Linked DNA regions of Mus musculus: region 2 is linked to region 1. Evidence: chromatin loops called from intact Hi-C (ENCODE). Cell type or tissue: left cerebral cortex. All regions are shown on one strand. Each heading gives the region's core, and the rest is flanking DNA. Links, peaks and the distances in the headings are about the cores only. Region 1 holds the start of St7 (suppression of tumorigenicity 7). Region 2 holds the start of Capza2 (capping protein (actin filament) muscle Z-line, alpha 2).

Region 1 (8,333 bases), core at 137-8,136:
ATGCTACCCTACCATCCCTTCCTTAACTTCCTCCCCCAACTCTTCATTGTATTCCAGCCTCTAAAGCCAGAGGCACTCACTCAGTCTTCAACTAAGAAGGTCAGTAAAACAGGCAACATACAACCATCACACTTTGAACATCTGGAGAGGAAACAGAAACCAAGGAAAAAAACACTCACCCAACAAAGAAAAACCCAGAAATCAGCACTTAGACCTTTAATCACCTCAAACCCAGATGCCTAGATGCAGCATAAGGACACCCAGTAACAGCCAGGGCACTGTGTCTCCACGAGAGCTCAGCTATCCTACCACAGCAGGCCCTGACTATTTCAACATAGCTACACACAAGTAAAAGACCTTAAAAACTAACTATATCAAGATGATAGCGGTTCTTAGAAAATGAAAAAGAAAATCCCTTAAAGAAATCCAGGAAAATTCAAACAAACAACTGGAGGAAATGAATAAATCCCTTAAAGACAGTATCCCCCCACACCCCCCAAAAAACAAACAATAAATAAATAAATATTGAAAAAACAAGACTCAGAAAATTCTGTACAGATGTGTTTCAGACTCTAAGAGAACAAAGATGCCAGCCCAGACTACTATGCCCAACAAAACTTTCAATCACCATAGATGAGGAAAATAATATTCTGTGATAAAGTCAAATTTAAACAGTGTCTATGTGGTGGTTTGATCATGCTTGGCCCATGGTAAGTTGGCACTACTAGGAGGTGTGGCCTTGTTGAAGTAGGTGTGTCTTTGTTGGAAGAAGTACATCACTGTGAGTGTGGGCTTTGAAGCTTTGCCCAGTGCAGAAAAGACCATCCTCCTGGCTTCCTTTAGAATAGTCAGTCTCTCTTGCTGCTGCCTTCAGATCAAGATGTAGAACTCTCAGCTCCTTCTCCAGCACCATGCCTGTCTACAGGCTGCCATGCTTCTTGCAATGGTCATAACGGATAAAATCTCTGAAATTTCTTGAGCTACAGTTACACAGTTTAAATCACCCTCAGAAACTCCACCTTCCATGCTTCTGCTAGTACTGCCCAGTAAACCCCACTTAAAGCATTCCTGCTTTCCACATTTCCAAAATCCACATTGCTTCAAACAAAAAGACCCAGACCTAAGTTCACATATCTAGGGACACCTAATTTTTGATAAAGAAGTCAGAAATATACCCTGGGAGGGAAAAAAAAAGAAGACATTTTCAATAAATAATGCTGATTAAACTGGGTGTCTGCATGTACAAGATGCAAATAGATCCATATATTTATATCCCTTGACAGAACTCACATCCAATGGATGAAAACCCTCAACATAAAACTAGACACACTGAGCCTGACGGCAGAGAAAGTGAGGAGGCCTTGAGCACATCAGTACAGGAGACAGAACGTTGTGAACAGAACACAGGTATCCCAGGCACTAAGATCAACTATTAATAAATGGCATGTCATTAAACTGAAAAGCTTCCATAAGGCAAAGGATACCATCAATTGGACAAAGCTACAGCTTACAGAATAAAAAACAATATTTTTACTAACTTGACATCTGATAGCAAATGAATATCCAAAGTACATAAAAAAATTCAAGAAACTAGAGATCAACAAACCAAATAATCCAATTAAAAATAGGGTACAGATCTAAACAGAGAATTCTCAATAAAGGAATCTCTAATAGCTGATAAACACTGAAAGAAATGTTCAAAGACCTTATCATCAGGAAAATGAAAATCTAAAACAGTTTGAGAATCTATCTTACATCTGTCAGGATAACTAAGATCAAAAACACAAGTTACAGCACATGCTAGCGAGGGTATGGAGCAAGGGGAATACTCCTCCATTGCTGGTAGAAGTGCAAACTCATACAGCCACTATGGAAATTAACATGGCAGGTGCTTCATAAATTGGGAATTGATGGGGGCTGATGAGATGGCTCAATGGGTAAGAGCACTGACTGCTCTTCCAAAGGTTCTGAGTTCAAATCCCAGCAACCACATGGTGGCTCACAACCACCCATAATGAGATCTGATGCTCTCTGCTGGTGCATCTGAAAACAGCTACAGTGTACTTATTTATAATAATAAATAAATCTTAAGAAAAAATTGGGAATTGATCTACCTCAATAACCAGCTATGCCATTCTTGGGCATTACCCAAAGGACATTTCATCCTACCACAAAGACACTTGCTCGGTTATGTACATTTTAGCTTAATTCATAATATCCAGAAACTGGAAGCAACCTAGATGTCCCTCAACAGAAGAATGGATAAAGACAATGTAGCATATTTCCACAATGGAATATTACTTGGCCATTAAAATGACATCATGAAATCTTCAGGAAAATAGATAAAACTAGAAAAAACAACAACAACAACAACATCCTAAGTGAGGTAACTCAGACCCACAAAGACAAAATGGTATGTATTCACATTTAAGTGGATATTAGCCATTAAGTAAATGGTAACCAAACTACAATCCATAGACCCAGGAAGGTTAGGTAAAGAGGTAGGGCCTAGGGGGAGTGCATGGAGCTCCCTGGGAAGGGGAAATAGAATAGATTTTGTGAGTGGACTGGGGACTGGTGAAGACATGAGAGGGGAGGACCAGGTGGGGGGAGATGGGATGAAGGAGAAGAGAGTGGGAGAGAGCTGAAATTGGAGAGCATTTGGTGGGCAGTGTGGAAACCCAGTACAACAGAATCTTCCCAGAATCCACAGGGGTGATCCTAGTGAGGACTCCCAGGAATGGGAGATATAGAATCGCAAATGGCCAGCTTTTGTAGCCAGGCAAGGCCTCCAGTTGTGGACGGGGTTGTTGGCTGATGGGGTTCCATGTACATCCCCAAACAGTCCAGGATGATGCTAGGACAGAGGGTTGCTCTCCAAAAGCTAATAGTGCAGCCCCATCGCTGAGGATAATATCCACATAGTTCAGTTACCATAGAGAGGTCAAGCTGCTTGTGTTACTGAAAGAGAACTGTGGACACCAACCCAGCCACAAAAACGTCGTCCAACAATCAGTTCTGCCTTCAAGATGTGCTGGGGCAATGGTAGTGCAGACTTTGTGAGGGTGGCAAACATTATTTAACTTGAGGCCCACTCCATGAGAGGAAACCCATGTCAGACACTGCTTGGATGGCCAGGAGCCAGAGACTGGATAGCCCAATGACCTAGGGTAAAACCAAACATGACTGACTTAAAAATAAAATAAAATAAAATAAAATAAAATAAAAAGAAATGAAATGATTCCTAATGGTATTGTGCTATATTCACACATCGGTCTCTTGTCCAGTCGTCATCAGAGAGGCATCCTCCAGCAGCAGATAGGAACACATGAAGAGACAGCCACAACCAGACATTATGAGGGAGAGTCGAAATTGGAGATCTCTATCAGGTCCCTCCCCTATGAGATAGGGGAAGCTCATGGAAGATGGGGCTGAAAGATTGTAGGAGTCGGAGGTGGATGGACGACACCAGGAGAACATGTCCTACTGAATCAATTAAGCAGGACACATGGGAGCTATTCATAGAGACTGAAGCAGCAAGTGTGGGGCCTGCACGTGTCTACATCAGATCCTCTGTGTATATGTTGTGTCTGTTAGCTTGGTGTTTTTGTGGGACTCCTAACTGTGGGAGTAGGTGTGTCTTTGACTCTTCTGTCTGCTCTCGGGACTCTTTTGCTTCTGTTGGGTTGCCCTGTCCAGATTTGGTATCGGGGCTTTTGCCTTGTCTCGTTGTATTTCGTCTGGTGGCTGTCTCTTGGAAACCTGTTTTTCTTCTGCTGGAAGAGAGCAGGTGAGTGGATCCAGGAGAGCATGGGTGGGGAGAAGCAGGGAGGAGTGGTGGCAGGGGGATCTGCGGTTGGGAAGTATTAGATAAGACAACCAACTACTTTTTAAAAAGTATCGAGGGGAGCACGCCACATAGCCAAAACACAGTGCACAGCATGCAAATCAGAGTCCACTCCCATAGTGCACAGCAGGGCTTGAGCTGTGGACTTCATGGCTCCTAGTTACCACATACCTCTGCCTTACTTCAGTGGCATGGAGGACTGCGACAGCCTCAGCAACTCTAAAAAGCAGCTCTCAACCCAATGGCATCTCTGCCTTATCACAGGAGGAGAGAGCACCACAGAGTTAAAGAGCAACAAAATTAGTTGAATTAGGTACAGTGGTGCACACCTTTAATCACAGCACTTGGGAGGCAGAGGCAGATAGATCTATCTCTGTAGGTTTTAGGACAGATGGCAGCAAGAAATCCAATCTCAGAAACAACGAAAAGGGAAAGAAAGGGTAGGTAAGGGAGAGGAGAGAAGAGGAGGGGAGAGGAAGGAGAGGGAGGGAGAGAGAGAGAGAGAGAGAGAGTTAGTTGGGTTGGACTGGACCCCATTTAGAGAGTTCCCTGCAAAGACTGGCTTGACCACTGGAGGGCAGTTACTTGGAGCTGTGCAAGCCAGCCAGCAAGTTCTTTCATTATAGAAAGTTGTTTCCATGGGAAAGAGAATTTGGCAAGAAAAGGAGGGAAATACGTTGACAGGAGTCTCTGGCCGTCTTCCTACAAGAACTTCTCACTTTTTTCTTAAAAGGGAAGAAAAATGCCATCCAATGTCTCACACTGCCTTTTGAAAAACCTAATCCCGGCTGCGGTGGCTCACCGCCATCCTTGGATATATCAAGAGCAGTGCTAAAGCCCTTCCTCATCTACTACATTCTCACAGAAATAGCAGAAAGATGAAAACCCTCCACGCGCTTCTCTTTTCATCCCCCTTTATGACAAGAATATGCACAAAACTCTCCAGGACAAACTGAGGCCCCGCACCACAGAGAAAAGGGCCTCTACCTGATGCCTAGGAAGGAACGAGCCACAGCCTGGCCCATCCAATGCTGAAAATCTCAATTAGAAAGGTCCCTGTGCAAACTATCTGTGAGAAATGCCAAGTCTAGTGTTGCTTGGGGCTGGGGGAGATCCCAACTCTCTTCCTAAAAAATCATCTCTCTTCTTAATCCTTCCTGTCTGTCCTGTCTAAAGTGTTAGCGTGTGGCCTCTGTGCCTTGCATATAATTCTGTTTGGATGACTATTTAACCTACTTTAAGGAAATGAGAAATAGAGACGTGTTCTGAAATAAATATAACTATATTATGCAAAATTCAAGATTTTAAAAATTCTACAACAAATTTTCTGGAAGGAAAAAAATTTGGAAGTACCTTCCTATAAATAGATAATAAAGATTCAAATTTGTTTAAAGGACGGGTCTTTGAGACTAGAATCTATTCTCTAGTCACCAAAGTCACAAGGAAAAAGCCTTACCCTAAAGCAGTTGTTCTAAACCTTCTAAATTTACGTTGAGGTGACCCACCAACCATAAAACTATTTTCTTTTTTCTCGCTACTTTGTAATTGTGATTTTGCTACTCATAATGTATATATCTGACATGCAAGGATATCTGATATGCAAGCTCCAAATGGGTCATGACCCACAGGTTGAGAATGTCTGTCCTAAGGCAAGGAACACAATATTACAATGTGACAAGCAGTCACGCTAACAGATTAAAAAAAAAAAAAAGGTGGGATCTTCGGAATAATCAGAGCCAAACAGCTTAGCATCCTCTACATTAGGATGAGCTGATTCTATGTGCAGAATTCTGTCTGCCTCCCAAAAAGACCATCCAAAGGATACTATGAAACAAACATAGTCAGCAACAGGTTCACATTAAAGGAGGTTTATAATGTTAAACAAAATGAGTACATTGTGGCAAGCATCTAAAAGGGTCCACTTCCCACTGGTCCTCCATTTCCAGTTATGGTCATGGGAAATTCATTTCCAACCTTGGTATTGTAGACAATGCAAATTAAAATAACAGAAGACAGATATATGTGAATGTGTATCTATGTCTGTAAATAAGTCAGAACTGTAAAGACTTCCCAGCGTAGTGTGCAATAAAATTTGCAGACTCAAAGGGCTGTAAGCCTTCCTTCAACGTGCATTTTGTTTCTGAATTGTCTCTGGGGTGTCCTTAGCCTAAGTTTGCCCTCCTTGGTTTTTAACATCTGGGGTGGCCTGCTGCAAGTTTATCAGGACCACAGTCACCACATACATGCACACTTGTTTAGCCCCGCGCGCTTTAGAGAGGGCTCAGCCGAGAACAGGACAACTTCAGCTGGGGACGTCAGACATTCCAGATTCCCCGCGCGCGGTCCGCGTGTCCCCTCGACATTCCGTTGGGTGACCTGACACGTCATCCACGCTCCTAGAGGGACCTACGGACATGCCCTCCCCGTCCACACCACAGCGACACCCTCCGGGACAAGGCTCTCTCTCCACTCGCGCGCGCCCTCGGCCCGAGCCATGCGTGGGCCCTGGCGGCGCAGCCGGGAGCAGGACATGCCTCCTCGGCGCGGTTCGGACGCTCGAGCGCCGGCGAGACTCGCGAGCTCCCGGGGCTCGGCGGGGACCCGCGGGGACGGAAGGGGACACTCCGCGCGCGGGGGTGGGGGTGGGACTCGCGAAGGCCGCGGGGCTGCGGCGGCCACCTGAGGCGGCGCGTCCCGGAGCGCGCGTCCCCGCCGGCCGCGACCCCGCCGCGCGACTTTGCACTAACTTTCCCGGGGCGGGGGAGGGGCGGCCGAGCGGAGCCGGGCCGGGCCGGGCCGGGCCTGACCTGTGCTCAGGTTGTCGTTGATCCTCAGGGGCACCCTCAGGATGTAGACCAGGAAGAGCACGAGGAAGAACCACACGGTCCACAGATAGGTCCACGACCACACGATGCAGGACTTGAGCTGCTCCAGGAAGCCCGCGCCCGCCTCGGCCATCTTCCGGCGCTGCTACGGGCCGCCGCGGCGCTCGCTGTCGGCCGGGATGATTCACCCGCCCGAGGCACGGCTCGAGCCGCCGCCGCCGCCAGGGCCCGGCGTCCCCGGAGCTCGCCCGGCGCCCGGATGCGGCGGGAAAGCGCGCGGCCTGCGCTCCGAGCCCCCGCCGGTGGCCTTCGTGGAGCGGTCACGTGGGCCCGGTCCCTGCACTCTCCCGGGCCATTTATACTTCTTGTACTAGTATTTTAGGAGGACAGCCCGGGCGCCGCCGAGGGACCCACTGACGTAACAGCTCGCGGGTGTAGAGCGCTTCCGAGAGCCGGGCGTGCTCCACACACTTTGTAATGTCTGGGGGGGGAGCCTGCAACAGTTGCCAGGTCCTGGGGTGATAGACGGAGGGAAACTGAGGCCCAAAGCGTTCCTAGGTCTACCTTAAAGTGGAGTCAGAATTCGGTTGCAATCAAGATTTCCAGGACGTAAACAAGGTTTCCAGGAGTCTTAAAGCTGTGTCTCCCAGGACTGGGGCTTAAAGGTATCAATGAAATCCAGACGAGCTAGAAGAGATGCACTCCTGCTCATTAGGCCTGAAGAGAAATTTTGGTTCCCTTTGTACTAGCTTCTGCTATTTGTTTTGTTTTTCCCAAACAGCACGGTGAAGGGTTTTCCAGAGAAACTGACAACATACGTATTTCTTTTTCTTCCTATTTTCCAAGTGATCGCCATTCAAACAAGTCTTTACTCGTTTTGTTTTTGTTTTTAACATATAAGCAATTCCCTAGTTTAACTTTGGCGTACTTCATCAGAACCTAATGAAAAATGAATAAAAATAAAACCACATTATGAACATTTTCCCACGGTTAAATAAAATAGTATATTTTACACAAGGCTTTAGGTGCTAGCTCCGAGTCTGTTTCTTGACTTTTAATGTATTCAATGTTAAATGAAGCAAACGCAGACTTTCCCAACTATAACCAAGACATTAAAATTCATCACTGAACAGCTTACCTTATTATAATTTTTATATTGCTCATGATTAAGCTCAGAATGCATTACCTCAAAATGGGACACCTTGTGCTGGCGTGCTGGCTGCCTTGAATGGAAGGGAATTGGAAAGGCCTCAGAAGCAAGGTGTCTCTGAGCTCCTGTCCTTTTTTCATACCTTGTGTGTCCCCCAAAGCAAAGCCAGTTCCCGGAAACCAAAATTCCCCTACTTCAAGGTGCATTGTAGAAATCAGAATGCATCTCCCTCAGACTAAACTATAAAACATGGAAAGCTCGATCTTTTCTCCCTTCCCCCTCCTCCTTTGAAGCCCCTCATTCCAGGACACTCTACCTCAAAAACCTCCAGAAGAAAGAATGTTAGGGAGAGGCCAAGAATGTGGACATGCCGGCTTTGCGAGACCTTTCCCCTCAGCCTGTCACCTTCACGTTATTACCTGAACGAAAAGAGGTTTCTCAAATTCTTTCAGGCTTCATTTATCATGCTTTTTCTTTTGCATCCTGATATATGGGAGTGTTGGCTGCGGCC
Region 2 (8,333 bases), core at 58-8,057, 62 kb after region 1:
TCTTAAATTAGAAAATACTGTTATAAAAATCTGTATGTGAAGTTACTACAGAATATTCCTACCTATGTCACAAAAAGATGCTAAATCTAAGCTTAAAATTCTCATTAATTTGTTTCCAACGTTATGCCAGCAGGTGAACTCATACACTACTCTGTAAAACTCAGCACACTGGGTGTCAAGGAATCTTCTCATTTTATTTTGAAATTTCCGGGCCTTTCCAACAACATGGCAAATCTACATTAATTCCCACCCTAACAATTCTCTTCTCACTATCTTCCAAGCCAATTGAGCTCCTCCTAATAATTATATGAAAGTACACAAAACATGAAAAAAATCGCTTCAAGAACTTTGAATCTGAAACGCTATTTTTCTTGTAATGCGCTGGTATATTTTCAATAAATAGCTTTAAACTATTCAATGCTACAAATGTAAACACTGTACAGCAACTTTTAGCGACTTAGGGTCTAATTCTGTGAATTAAAGTAAGGTATGCTTGTCCCCATTTTGTTAAGTTATCACCATTTCATCCAAGGGCACAAACGAGAAAGCCAGAACACTTCCAAAACCATAAAAGAGGCTGAGTTCTGAACAACCAAAGAGAAAGAGAACACTAATTCTGGTGCAGTATAAAAGGAGAGGGTCCCAACTGAAAATATCCTTAGTGTTTCTCTAACACCCTACTAGAACTGAGTTCTGTTTCCCACATGGGTGTACTTCATTTGGAACTTAAAAACAAGCTAAGATCAGACATTTCCAAAGGGCAGCACACTCATATGTCAGTTAAGTCTAAGTTTGAAAAAAACGTCCCGGTCTTTTCCAGAAAATACTCAAAACGTATGGCGTTCCCCCTCACACTACTTGCCCCTTGGTACGCGGTCTCCTCAGTCGCCAAAGAAAATGGGCAAGAGCCTTAGTTCAATGATCAGATTTCGTATCACAAATGTGAGAACTTGAGTCGTGCATTTGGTCCTAATGCTGTCACAGCATTTAACACACAGTAAAAGGAGTTGCACCCGCTCGCCCTCTTCAGAGTTGGTCCTATCAGGAAGATGGGATGTCACCAAATCTGCCCCAAGAGGGGGAAGCAGCCAAGTTGGGCAGAAAATAACTATGGGAGGGAGGGGTGTCTTTGTGAACAATACTGCCTTCCGGGGAACATGGGAGCAGCAATTAAAAAAAAAAAAAAGGTAATGACAATATTAATAAAAGAAATAGATGGCGGGGGGTGGGGGGGAAGGGGCGGGATGTGGAGACGGCGACCTCCGGAGGGAAGGAAACACCCTGGGGAACCAGGAAGCACTTCGCGTTGGGGAGGAGAAACTGCAGGAAAAAGTGAGGGTCGGCTATGCCGTCTTCCCCGCCCGCCCGCCTCACGGCGAAAGCCCCAGGCCAGGCGGCGCCGCTCCGCCGTCGGCCGCTCCCGAGCCCGGACCCCCAGGGCCGGGTCCCGCCGCCCCCGCTCCCGCCCGCGGCCGCCGGGCTCCGCTTCCTATTTTCGGAGCACACACCCTACAAGGAGCGGAGGGGCCCGGCCTCGGGGAGCCCGGGCAGCACCCCGCTCGGGAAGCGCAGGCGTGCGGCCCACCACCGGAGCCCGCCCGGGGTCAGACTCCGGCCCTCGCGCCTCGGCACTCACCTCTCCCGCCCTCCCGCCCGCCCGGCTCCTCACCGCCGCGGCACCTACCTTCTCCTCATCGGACAACTGCTCCTCCAGATCCGCCATCTTCCTTCTGGCGACAGACCGTGGCGCTGGTGGCAGCAGCGGCCACCTGACTTCCCCCTTTCCGAGCGGTCTTCCGCGCCGCGCGCCCCCGCCAAGGGAGGGGCCCCGCCGCCCAGGCCGCCGCGCACGCGCCCCGGAGCTCCGCCTCCCGGGAGCCGAGCCACTGCGCACACGCCTGGGAGCTCCGCCTCCTCAGCCTAGGCCGCCGCGCACGCGCCCCCGGAGCTCCGCCTCCCTCCCCCTGAGCGCCGGCCTGAGCGCCGCTGTGCGCGTGCGCAGCGCCTCCAAAGTGGGATTGCTATGGTTATCTTCTGTCATCCTGCTCTGTCTGGTGCCTTCTCTAGTCAACGATGACCATATGGACCCGGTTGGCGATGAGTACATTCTGAGCCCATGACTTTGTTCCCACCAAGTCCTGAACGCTGCCAGCTAAAATGTGAAAAGCTGTACCAATTTAAAACATTTTTAAGTATTAGGAAAAATACTGTTTTAATTGAAATAGGCACACACAATCCAGTCCATAATTGAAAGATTACTTTTGATATATTCATTTATTCATCCGAAAAACATTTATTGGTCTTTTATGATAGGAAGACTATTTTGCTAGTTCTTAGGAATAAGAAATGTAGATTTAAAAACCCAAACAAACAAAAATCCCAAAGAAAATGCTCTTAAGCTCACCTCTATTAATTAGACATTGAGTTAGGGAAGGCATTGTACTCCTGGAAAGTAAAAAAAAAAGAAAAAAAAGTTAAGTTAGCCTTGGATCTGTACCCTCATGAACTGGCTGTCCAAACTACTTACAGGTCATCCAGTAGAAATTTCAATTTCATACAACCAATTTTTAAGGTAAATGTCCCATGAAGGATTTAAAGCATTCTAAAACCATTATTTATTATTTTCAAATTTTACTGGATGTCTCCTACTTTTATTTGCTAAATCTGGCAACTCTACTACTGAAGCTTCAAGTTAAAGAAAAGGGGGGGGGGTGGAAGGTTGAAGTCAAAGCTGACACAGGAAGCAGCTGGAAATGTTGATAAAATTGAGTTGCTAGTTCAGCAGGCCTGAGCAAACCAGAGAATCTATATTTCTTACAAGCTCCCAGGAAGGAGGAGTGCTACTCGTCTGAAAACCACACTTTGTTTTTACCAAGGACTAAGAGTTTAGTTAGTAGTTAAGACTTCAATAATTAGAAAGTGAGAAGCTCTTGAGGGCATTTGGACAGTGTCACGACATGAACCGAACATGCTCAGCGGTGTCAATCTGACAGCTGTGTGTAAATGACAGGTAAGAGGACCCTAAAGAGCTCAAATAGCTATCTGGGTCCAAGAACACTATCATTAAGTGACTTACTAAAGTGTTCGTTTGCAGAGAGCAGGAAGAGGAAGCTGACATGTGCGGGAACTGAAAGTGTCCAGTTGAAGACAAACCCGTGGAGACAGCATGCAAGTTAACAAAGAACAGTGTCTGACCAAACCCCTCAGGAGCTACAAGTCAATATCAGTTCCCTCTTTTATAGTTCCTAAATCCTTGCTTTATTTATTGCTCCCTGCCATTGTAAGTGTAAGTATTACTGTTCGTCCAAACCAAAGCTCAGGAATTTATCCAATGCTACATAGCTCGAATACGACTGAATCCTAGGCATTTTGTTCAACATCCCACATTCTTTCCACTGTCAGAACTTTCTCCCTTTCTCCACAGAATAAAACTTAATGGAGGTGCCTTCTCTGGCATGCCAGCAATCCAGTTCACAGCACCTTCTTCAACAGTATCTGGGACTCAGGGTTTCCCCACCAAGGTTGCTCCTATTTACTTAGCATTTTATGTCTTACACAGTGGGTTCTTGGTGAATGTTGCATAGCTAACTTACTGGCAGCACTACCCTTTAGAAGCCTCATTGAAAATCTTGTAATGTTTTGCAATAATCTGAGTCAGAGTATGTTTCTAGCCGTGGGTTTGGTGATATTTGCATATGGTTCCCATAGCAATTTAAAAAGCAGTAAATTATGTATAATGTCGAATAGTCCCTATAGTAATCTCTAAACACTACCTTCTTGATACAGCTAAAGGGATTCGCAGAATTTAAGTGACATGTATTTGGAAGAAACTTCAGCAAGTATAAATAAGAAGTGCTTGTTACAAGACTGCACTAAGAAACATGCCAGTATCCTTGCCTCTGGTGCATCATAATCAAGAGATAAGCAAAAGTTTCCCTGCACAGTTCTATCAACATGAGAATTTCTATCTCCTTTCTCTTTTTTTAAAAAATAACTTTTATTTATTCCTTGAGCATATTAGATAATATATTTTTACTTTATTCATTCCCTTCCCCCAACTCCTCTCACAAACTCCCATGAAATTTTCCATGATTTTCCTATTTAGTTTCCAAACTCACCTCTCTTCTACTTTTTAGTGGTTTAATCATGGCTTTTCAAAACCTCCCTAGACTTGTCTTTTTAAGATTGCTTTTGTAAAAGATGTTTTTAATGAGTGTTGGTGTTTTGCCTACACGTATGTCTGTGTGAGGGTGCCAGATCCCCTGGAACTGGGGTTACAGACAGTATTGAGTGACCATGTGGGTGTTGCGAATTGAACCTGGGTCCTCTGGAAGAGCAGCCAGTGTTCTTAACCACTGAGCCATCTCTCCAGACCTGCTTTTTCTCCCCTCTTCAATTTCCTGTAGATATGCTCAAACTCTGTATATTTTAGTTATCATGAAAACTGGTGAGATGGCTCAGTAGATAAAAGTGTTTGCCACGAAGCCTGATGATCTGAATTTGATCACAGAACCCACCCAGTAGATTGAGTGAACCAACTTCTCTAAGTCGCCTTCCAACACACACACACACACACACACACACACACACACACACACACACACACATTGTGGCATGCACCTCCCGTCCAAGAAACAAATGTAAAACTTATTGTGAACAGAGGTTACTTAATTTCATAGACACGAAATTCTGGGTTCCATTGTTGTGTAGCAGTTTCCTTGGAGATTAAAAACCTTTGCTCCAAGTGTAGCTTAGCTAACTAGTGAGTTGAATGAGGTTTACAGGGGTGTGGTTGAAAGGTCACTCACAGGAGTATGGCAGCTGCACTGGGGGGGGAGGGGGGGAGAGGAGAGCCATACCCACACCGGCATGGGTAATGACTCATGAGAGTAGCACTCTAAGAGCTGCCGGTGTGATCTGTAGACAGTCTTTCTCCACCTGTATCTAGCTGCCTATATAATGTGTAGAGTGCAAGAACAAGCTCTGTGAGTTTGGTTTACTTCTTGAGCCTTGTAAATTTCATTACTCCCTGACTCTTCCTATGACTCCTGGGAAGCAGTGTTTGGATTCTGAGGCTATAGCTACATAACAGAAACCCTCATTGAATCTTGAAATATTTTTTTCTCCTAGACTCCTGTGTAAAGATTTCTTTTGATATTTTGTCATATATAACCTCATTCAAAGACATTCATATTTTATGCCTTCCAACAAAACTTCTCTTCAAGTGCTTTTATGTGCCACACACTAGATATGCCAAAAGCTAATAAAGACATAGGCCATGACCTAGAGGAGCAGAATGGTACTATGATGATAATAAGTGACATCATTAAGATCTATAATTAATACCTGGTATTAATAATAATAACTTATTAACATCTAAGTTCTGATTTTTTTTCCAGCTTCTCCCAGCCTTGAGAGATTTAATTTACTCTGTTTCCATTTCTTTTCATTTGTGGTTGGGGATATTACCGATACTCCCATTACAAGGCTGTCCTGTGGACTTAGTGAGATCACAGGCAGTGTGCTTAGCATCTGGACCAGGTATTAATATAGGTCTTAGTGATGTCACATATTATCATCCTAGTACCATTCTGCTCCTCTAGGTCATGGCCTATGTCTTCATTAGCTTTTGGCATATCTAGTGTGTGGCACATAAAAGCCCTTGAAGAGAAGTTTTGTTGGGAGGCATATCCAGTGATCCATTTCACATACCTGAATGGGAATTTTAAAATTGTGCTAGTAGACAAATGGTGACTTCCAGAACAAGACAGCAAACAATTTTCCTAGAGAGTCCCAAGTTACTCAGCTGCCACTTAGCTAACTCTGTAATTGATTTTTTTTTTTACTCTATATTTCCCCTACCACTGTAAATTTAAGTCTTCAGTGATGTTTTGTGTTCCAAATGAAGCACAGAGGGGAAGCCCTAATGGGAGGGATCCTTTAGGGCAAATCAAGAAAGAATTAAAATTTATATTATCACTTATTACTTGAATTACTGATACACAATATTTCAGGCATACAAAAAACAAACAAACAAACAAACAAAAAACCATAGTTCTCTCTTTTTGTATCCCTTTCCCTCTTTTCATTCCAGAAAACACCACTAACCTGAGTTGCATGCTTATCACTCCTACGTATTCTTATTTCTTTCCATTCTGTTTGTTTCTCTGATATCTATATTAATGGAGTCTTTTAAACATATTTATACAATGCATTATTATCATTTTGATACAGTTTTATAAATACCATGGGTAGAGAACATTACACCAATCACTGATAAAACATCAAACAAACAAGATAAAACCAAAACAACATTAAAACCACCTACCTTTACCTCGTGGCAATGTAACTTTTGAAGCATGAGTGAAATCTTGCTGTATTTTTTGTTTTAACCTGGAGAGATGAAGCAACATGATACACATGAACATGGATTCCAAATGAAAAGATAGGTCAGATTTCTTTAAGGGTGTATTGGTAAAGCATCATTAATGACAATAATTTTTTCTTGGGTGTCTGTGCTGGGGGCATGGAGAGAAGTGGAATGTATATGAACGTGCTCTGCTGGGTAAGTCATATGGAAGCCAAGGGCTGAAGGAATGTCTCCAGTTGCTTCTCTGCCTTAGTTTAGTTGGGAACTCTCACTGAACCTGGAGCTGACCAAGAAACTGCGCAGATCTACTGTCTCTAGCACTAGGATTTTAGTCATGATGCCATGCCCAGTTTTTACTTGTTTGTTTAGTTGGTTGGGTTTTTTTGTTTTAACATGATTTGGGAATTCAAATTCAGATCTTCACATTTGTACAGCAACCACTTAACCCTCTGAGCTGTCTCTCCAGCCTGGGATAGGAAACTTTAAAAACTTTTGCTTGGACTCATTAGTCTCAACATAGCAAAAAACCACAAAATTGTCCTTTGTCTCTCCACAAAGCCACGCCCATCATCAAGAGAACCAGTCCAAGGAATTGCAGTAGCATCTGCCAAAATTCCTTCCTCTTGCTTCTTTGGGAGTACCACAGTGACTCAAGTGAACTGAAAAATGTTTCCATGGCTGGCGTTCTCTTTACGAGTGACCTTAATCACCAAGGCAGCTGCTCACTCATGGGGTGGCTCCCACTGTAGATCTGATACTTTCCTAAAATGCAGGGTCATGTGCTCCGGTCACTTCATCTGTTGTTTGTAACACGCTTTGTTCCATGTGGGTGGGTACTGAGTTATTCACACATATTGTTGTGGGCTAGAGGGAGGAATATCAAGTCTCATAATCTTTCCTGTTGTGAGTTGCTTTTGATGACAACAGCTATGAAGGACACTCTGAACACTCTCAGCAGATAACCTCAGGACACTTTTTATGATTGCCATGCTTCAGGGCTTTCTTCCTTTACCTCACAGTATCTGTGAAGTTTGGAAAGATTGAACTTGTACTAGTGGATTGCTAAGCACAGACCTGGGAGTTTGGCTCTATGGATCTTCTGGGTTAGTTCTTCACCAATAGTTGTCAGAACACACATACACACACACACACACACACACACACACCACACACACACACACACACTTTCTAAATCAAACAAAACCAGTTATCTTGTTTTAGAAGAGTACAACTCAGAGAGAGAATTTACACTACTGTAATACTGGGCAAAAGAAGATTTAAACTTGCAAATTCAACTGTTTAAATGTATTTCTTAGTCTGATACATTACATAGCTAATGACTGAAATGTAAACTTAAGGCGGGTCACAGTGCAAATATATAATATCCATGTTTATTAATTTTACTTATGTAATTCTTTTTTATTTTGAGCTTACAAAGTAATAGGTTTCCTTATGGTATTTTCATATCTTCTTACTTTGGGCTGATTCTCACTCCTGTATAAACCTTATTCTTAATCAGACAGACAAAATATAAAGATATGTTCATGTGATGATTTCCATGATATTTTGTTCCAATGACTTTTAAGTGAGCTGACTTATTTTAGGAAATGGTTGATTTATTAAGTCAGCATGCAAGGTAATGGGTTTTCCTATGGTATTTCATACATGTATGTCACTTTATTCCTATTTATCTCTCTCCCATTGTCTTACCCTATCCGTCCTTTAAAAATATTCCTGCCTTTTAAGAAATGTGGTATTCTTTGACATCTCCATCTATGTATATATGTGAACTGTCACCACCTAATTAACCTTTCTTATTCCCCCCCCCACTCCCACCAAACCTCTTCTTCTCAACAAGTGAACTCCTATTTCCATTTTGTTTTTTTTGTTGTTGTTGTTGTTGTTTTGTGACCACTGAATTTAACAATGGTTACCTGCATAAGTATCAGTGAGGGGTTGTTCA

What was found. Hi-C counts contacts between places; a loop is a spot of excess contacts. Peaks named below come from ENCODE experiments on the same cell type or tissue, not always from the same donor. Only the 100,000 strongest peaks of a DNase experiment are listed, where the experiment ranks them.
Region 2: a loop joins it to region 1, with 4 times the contacts of the local background. A loop is called at or near these places in 7 of 42 quality-filtered maps.

Annotation. Positions count from the first base shown.
Region 1 is chr6:17,692,684-17,701,016 of GRCm38, reverse strand. It overlaps St7 (suppression of tumorigenicity 7), which reads right to left and starts at 7,023. Exons shown (of 16, transcript NM_001289624.1): 1 at 6,655-7,023. The coding sequence starts at 6,805. In left cerebral cortex, for the core only: CTCF peaks have their summits at 4,426 (motif pointing right), 6,305 and 6,911; DNase peaks (open chromatin) are centred at 4,517, 6,201 and 6,999; H3K4me3 peaks cover 1,832 bases; H3K27ac peaks cover 1,330 bases.
Region 2 is chr6:17,630,512-17,638,844 of GRCm38, reverse strand. Capza2 (capping protein (actin filament) muscle Z-line, alpha 2) reads right to left here and starts at 1,835. Exons shown (of 10, transcript NM_007604.3): 1 at 1,685-1,835. The coding sequence starts at 1,723. In left cerebral cortex, for the core only: no CTCF peak of the experiment used is centred there; DNase peaks (open chromatin) are centred at 1,309, 1,887, 3,138, 3,559 and 1 more place; H3K4me3 peaks cover 2,276 bases; H3K27ac peaks cover 1,784 bases.